Regions from separate parts of the Homo sapiens genome. Here region 2 is linked to region 1. The links are chromatin contacts, found by Hi-C in ENCODE. All regions are on one chromosome and are shown on one strand. The core of a region is the stretch at or near the end of the contact, and the rest is flanking DNA. Distances in the headings are between cores, read along the strand shown. Region 1 holds the start of ZNF32 (zinc finger protein 32). Region 2 overlaps ALOX5 (arachidonate 5-lipoxygenase).

The links. Hi-C counts contacts between places; a loop is a spot of excess contacts on that map. Pooled maps may share reads with other maps.
Region 2: a loop to region 1 is called in a pooled map, with 18 times the contacts of the local background. The contact joins the enhancer-like site here to the promoter of ZNF32 in region 1. A Hi-C loop is called at or near these places in 1 of 168 maps with a recorded cell type or tissue (posterior vena cava), 1 of 37 single-sample maps with no recorded cell type and 5 of 50 pooled maps.

What each region holds. Positions count from the first base shown.
Region 1 is chr10:43,647,508-43,650,456 of GRCh38, forward strand. ZNF32 (zinc finger protein 32) reads right to left here and starts at 1,374. Exons shown (of 3, transcript NM_006973.3): 1 at 1,295-1,374. All of the region lies in intron 1 of ZNF32-AS3 (ZNF32 antisense RNA 3), which reads left to right. ZNF32-AS2 (ZNF32 antisense RNA 2) reads left to right here. Exons shown (of 3, transcript NR_047558.1): 3 at 62-512. RefSeq lists a silencer at 880-1,399.
Region 2 is chr10:45,419,316-45,422,301 of GRCh38, forward strand. All of the region lies in intron 4 of ALOX5 (arachidonate 5-lipoxygenase), which reads left to right. Among named protein-coding and RNA genes, the nearest start is that of ALOX5, 47 kb to the left of the region's middle. RefSeq lists enhancers at 1-317, 318-1,009, 1,038-1,539. Within about 2 kb of position 1,321, at least 33 of the 41 ENCODE cell types and tissues checked have a DNase peak (open chromatin) inside an H3K27ac peak, as active enhancers do.

The DNA of each region.
Region 1 (2,949 bases), core at 124-2,623:
GGCCTTCTGATTTAATGAAATAATAGTATGATGCTACCATTCTTTGTTTTGTCAACCTAAGCACCTGGTTCTTCTTGACAACTGCACATTCTGCTACATGCTGTGATGACCAGGAGAATCATTTAAATTTTTATTTGGAGGACTCACTTCCAACTTGGAACACAAGCTGCAAAGGAATTCCCTACCAGCATGCCAGCACATCATTTGGAAGTTCAAGGTATTCTTGCTCAACAGCTGCACACACATTAAAAGTCCCTGGGGTACATGGCGCCTGCTGCCTGGGGTTGGACTCTGTCGCCGGGGATTCCAGAAATTAGAGTAGAATTCACAGCTCTGCCTCTCCACCTGCTGTGAGGTCTTCAAGTTACAACTCCGCCGCCTATCAGGGACCTCCGTGATTAGTAAGGGAGAAATTGTCATATTTTTCTCCCTAGATCACAGGTCTGAGGAAGCAGTTTCCCCAAGATTTTGTAAAAGTGGCTTTATAATTAAAAACATTGATTTTCCTATTAGAAAGGCTACTATATCCTTTGGAAAAAGCTTAGAAGTAGTCCGTGAGTCTTGGCTTCTTGCCGTGGCTCCCCCAGGATATGATCTTGGGCGAGTAACCCAGCAGCCCTGACTCTGCTTCCCCACTTATTAAACAGGTTACTAACACTGTCCTATCAGGTAGGACAATGAGAAGGAAAGAACCAAACAAGAGGAGTATCAGACGAGACCACCAGACTTAAGATCTAAAATCCGGCGTCCTCTGGAGGGCGGATGAGAAGAGGGGTACACTTGGCGGTCTGGAAAATGTCCTGGGGCCAGTTTCAGGTTTAGGAGCTTGTGGGTAGCGTGGTTTCCCACACGCTGCCTGGCTTCCTACTCTCCCCCGCAGGGGCTGCCTCTCCTCCCACCCCGGAAGGCCGGCACCGGCTTCCCGCACTCGCTGAAGCCCGCACGGAGGCCGGGTGAGCCTGCCGCGGCCTCCCCCTCCCACGCCCCGACGCCATGGGCCCTGCTCCTCTCCGCAGACGCTGCCCTCCCGCCTCAGGCCCCGGGCCCCGGGCACCGGGCCCGCCCTGCGTCCTGAACCTCGGCATCCCGCTCTCCGGTCCACGGGACCCTGCTCTGCGGACCGCCGACCTCTCCGCTCGCGGCTGGCCTCCCTCGGGGCCCGGGCCGGCCAGGCCTGCTCATTTCCTTGGCGGCCGCTGGCATAAGGCGGCCACACGGAGGGCCCGGGACAGCGGTCTGATGGCGCAGCCCCGCCTTGCCCCGGCGCTCTGACCCGGCCAGCGGCCTCACTCACCGCAGCGGCGCGTGCCCGCAGACAAAGGCCGGCGCCGAGCCCGCAGCAGCGCCAGCGCCGGCGCCGGCGGAATGGACTACAACTCCCAGGAGTCTCCCCGCGAGCCCGCCCGCCGGGCCGTGGGTCTCGGCGGCCCCGGCTTCCCAAGAGCTCTGTGGGAAATGTAGTTCTCTGGCGCGCCCTGCGCTCGGGCCCCGCAGGTCCCTAGGGCGCGGGGACCTCAAGCCGTCCCGTTTGGACTGGTAATCCGGAGACTCACAGCGGTGACCTGTCAGCGGACGCGGAGCCGGGACGGAGCCACGGCCGCTCAGATTAGCAGGATCTGATTGACAGCATCGGGGTAGCAGACGCTGAGCCAGGGACTCAGGAATACAGGGTTCTTGCAGGGCGTCGCGGAAGGAAACGAAGTTTTTGGGAGAAATCCGTTTGATAAAGCCTTGGCGGCTTCGAGGTCATGTGTTGAGCCTCTGGCTGCATGAACAAAAGCGAAGCCCGCTTTCATGGAGCTTCTGTGAAGAGCAACAGGAACACAGGCAGTCCAGTCGTCCTGAGATACTGGGAGGAGCATGGTTGCTTTTGAACACGTAGGAGATAAAGCCTCTCTAATAATGCCTGTTTTTTTTTTTCCTTCACTCTGTCTCCCAGGCTTGAGTGCAGTGGCACGGTGTCGCCTCACTGCAACCTCCGCCTTCTGGGCTCAAGTGATTCTCCTGCCCCAGCCTCCCAAGTAGCTGGGACTACAGGTCTGTGCCACCATGCCTGGCTAATTTTTTTGTATTTTTAGTAGAGATGAAGGTTTTACCATGTTGGCCAGGCTGTCTGATATGCCTTAAGCCTCTTTTAAACGCACTTTTCCAGGATCGGGGCCACATCCTGGAGCTGTTCTGCCTGGCCGGGTGTATCTCTGGGTCCCTGCCTCTGGAGCCCCTCTCCGTAGATGTGTCTGTCCATCCTCTTTCGTGAAGGACTAATAAAGAATGCTTCCTCTTGCTATGTTCTTGTTCTCTACCCCAAAGCCACAGATTTGTTAAATCAAACAACTTAATTTCACTCAATATGCAAAGGTGTCTGTAAGTAATAAGTTGATTCCTAAATGTTAGCTTTTACTATTGCACATCATTTCTGAATTTCATTCAACATTTATCCGTTGAATCCATTTTAAGTGCTGACACTGGGGATACGAATGTGAGCAAGACACACTCCGTGCTCCTAGGGAGGAGCTGACAGTCTGGTGGAGCAAACAAACACCACCTTCCTCACATGGGGGTCGGGGTGTTGCACAGCTAAGTCCCAGAGTGTGTGGTGCAAACTGTCCTGAAGCTCCCCATTCCTGAACTGCCCCAGGTGGCTCCTCTCCTCACTCCTCCCAAGTCTGAGAAAGGGGTGGAGGGCGGCACACAGCAAAGGCCAAGGCTCAGAGTCCTAAGGCTGCGGCCTCTGCTTCACACAAGGGTACATAGGTTCTGTTAAGGTCAAGACCGGCTGTGGACACTAGGACAAGTTTCAGATCCTGCCGTGAAGGTACATGACAAAGCATTGGTGGGAAAAGGTGGCTGTGAGGGGGGACCATCGTCACTTTTATAGATCTGCATAAATTCCCTTAAGGCGTCTCAGGAAAGTGGACACATTGAAGGGCCCAAAGCAGGGGAGAAAGC
Region 2 (2,986 bases), core at 71-2,570, 1.8 Mb after region 1:
TTTACAAGGGACGCTGGGCACGAAGGAGGCTGGGGCGAAGATGAGTCCAGGGGTTGGGTTGAGAGCGCTGCGCAGCCGGGCTGAGAAGAGAAGCTGACGAGTGACTCCCGACAAGGGACGGGGGAGAGGGAACCTGGGGGCAGGCAGAGGCCTAGGGGGTGGGCTCTGAGGGCAGCCACTCCCACCGGCCCTCCCCCAGCCCCGCAGGCCAGCCACATGCCCCGTGCTCCAGACGACCCAGCTACATGGATGGCAGCGTCCTGAAGGGGGATGATCGGTAGGGAGTGGGTGCGGAGGCTCACGCCTGTAATCCCAGTGTTCGGGGATTCCCGAGCGGGAGGATCGCTTGAGCCGGGGAGGTGGAAGCTGCAGTGATCTGCGCCACTGAACTCCCGCCTGGGCGGCAGAGTGAGACCCTGTTTCAAAAGGCACCAGGGGTGTAGGGAAGGAGCGATATCCCCCAGGCAAGGAAGGCTGCGGAGGGGCCAGGCCAGGAGAGAAGGGCCCTGAGCTCAGTGGACGGGCAGGGTGCCTGTGGAGGAAGGGAGGGACGTAGCAGCAGGAGGAAGGGTGAGGACCCAGGCTGGGGATCGGGAGAAGTGATGGCGGAGGAAAGAGAGGCCGGAAGAGGAGGGGGCCTGCTGGCCTGGCACTGGAAAGCAAAGCGTGGGTTTGTATATGGGAAGAAGACCACATCCCCTCTTATCGTCATCCCAACTCAGAAACCATTTGGCCCCAAGTCACCAAAGCACTCATAGGAACCACTTTTCCTGTGACACAAGTAGGATTCTCCCACTTTTAACTTCCCAAATGCTACCCGAAAGCCTCTGAAATCCTTGGAAATTTAAAAAATAATCCCCTTCTATTAACTGATGCCTATAAAACATATTGACTTTCATTAAATTTTGTTATGAAATCAGGGATGTGTCCCATTGTAAAATAAATTTGTTTGGAAAATGTAGGGTGGTATCCCATCTAAAAATCAGACGAGGCTAGAAAATTTCAATTTTATTTGCTAAGGTAGCATCATGTTGTTAAAAATGCATCATAAAATAAGACCAAGAGTTAATACAAAGCATGAAGTCATGTTTCCCTCAAAAAAATGATTTGTTCTGTAGTCAAATTAATTTGGAAAACATTGCAAACTCTTCAGCAGTGGTTCTCAAAGTATAGCTTGCGTCAGAATCCCCTGGGGCCCTTGCTAAAATCTGGATGGCTACACTCCCCGCCTAGAGTGGGTTAAACTCAGTGCCCACTGGCAGGAAACTGAAACTTGGCTGAAGTCACCGAGGAGGCCTTCCCCGTTAAACCTCTGGCTGGCGACAGCTTGGTTTCCTCGCCGCTGCTTCTGAGTAATTCTGGCACGCAGTTCCTCCTAGCCACCTGCTGTACCTGGAAGGGGGCCAGCCCTCCTCAGCAGGCTTTGCTCCTGCCCTGCACAGCACAACTGTGGCGTAAAAAATGGAAAAGCTGGTAGCAGAAGGAAAGAGCAGGGAGACAGAGGTTAGGTGAACCTCAATGGCCTCATTAAAGCAAATTGAGAAAGAGAGTTTCCTTCCCAGTGAGGCGGGACAGTGCAGAAATGCGGCCCGTCCTGGGAGAAGTAGGGGCGAGGGGTGGGGGGCTCACCGGGCACATGGCCAACAGCTGGTGCCCAGCCTGGGCCACAGTTTGGCACAGGAGAAAGCTGAAGATGCAGGAGAAAGCTAGGTCACTGCCCCTAGGCCAGGTGATCAAGGTGGCTGTTACCTGCCTGTGTGGCCTTGAAAAAGCCTGGTGCCCTCTCTGGCTTGCAGGGTCCTTCTTTTTACAAAAGCGGGTCTTCGAAGCCCTGAATATTCCAGTTATCTGTAAGGATATAGAAATATTTTGCCTCTAGATGACATGTAAATATGTTCCTCCTAACTCCACTTCTTCCTACATCTGTGGCTTCTTCTGAGAACTACCAGACCCACCCTGTTTTCAGAGTAAACCTCCTGTTTTGAGGTCAAACAGACCCAGCTGGGTAATTGGTGACTCACTCCTGGTTCCTCCAAAGAACAGGGGCAAGGGACCACCCGGGACCTCAGGTGCCCCAGCACAGGACCTCTTTCTGGGGCACCCTCTGGCACTGGGCCATCTTCAGGCCCTACAGGGCTCTCGGGGCCTGCGTAGGCCTCTCATCTCCCAGAAATAAGTTCTTTTCCCCACCCAGACTGACACCAGATGCTACAGTGAGGTTTACCCCTCCAGCTTGACAAGCATTCCTAGCCCAGAACACTCAGCTGACGAGGGGTGCTGGGGGAGGAAGGAGGCAGCAAGGCTGAAAGAAGCTTCTCTGGGTATTCCAGTGCCTGGCTGCTGGTCGTAGCCATGGTGAGACCACAGCAGCCTCCCTGGAAGCAAGCACCTGTGTAAAAGCCCCTCCTTCCCCACAAGGGGCTGGATCCAAGTGAAGAAGGTACCAGAAGGACTGGAAGATGATGCTGGTATTATTCGACAGCTCCAGGGTGCTGTAGCACTGAGCACCTACTGTATGCAGCCCATCACAAAGCCAGCCACACTGCCCAGGCTGTGCCATGGCAACTTCCAGCAGTACACCCTCTCGGTCACCTGCAGGCTCCTTGTTCATCCTGACACATGAGGAGAAAAAGACAGTACTCACAAAGGCCTCTAGCCTTGTGGCCCCAGGACCCTCTCCTGAGCATCATGGCCTCCTAGGAGACCCAGGGTAGCCAGGACAAAGGAGAGAAGCATTTGCTAAGCTAAGAAAGGATGGAAGGGGATTGCTGTTCTGCCTGGATGCACCCCTAGACCTGGCAGGGCAGGCAGGAGAGACCCCCAGTGTCTCTTGCTTATCCTAGGAGTTCCCCCCTGTGGTTGCTCCAGTTTGCTGCCTTCATGCATGTTCACAGGGTGATTCCCCTGAGACAACAGAGCTGGGATGTCACCAAGCCCTGTGTCCCATCAGCCAGGCTCTCCCCAGCCTCCATCCTCTCATTCTGCT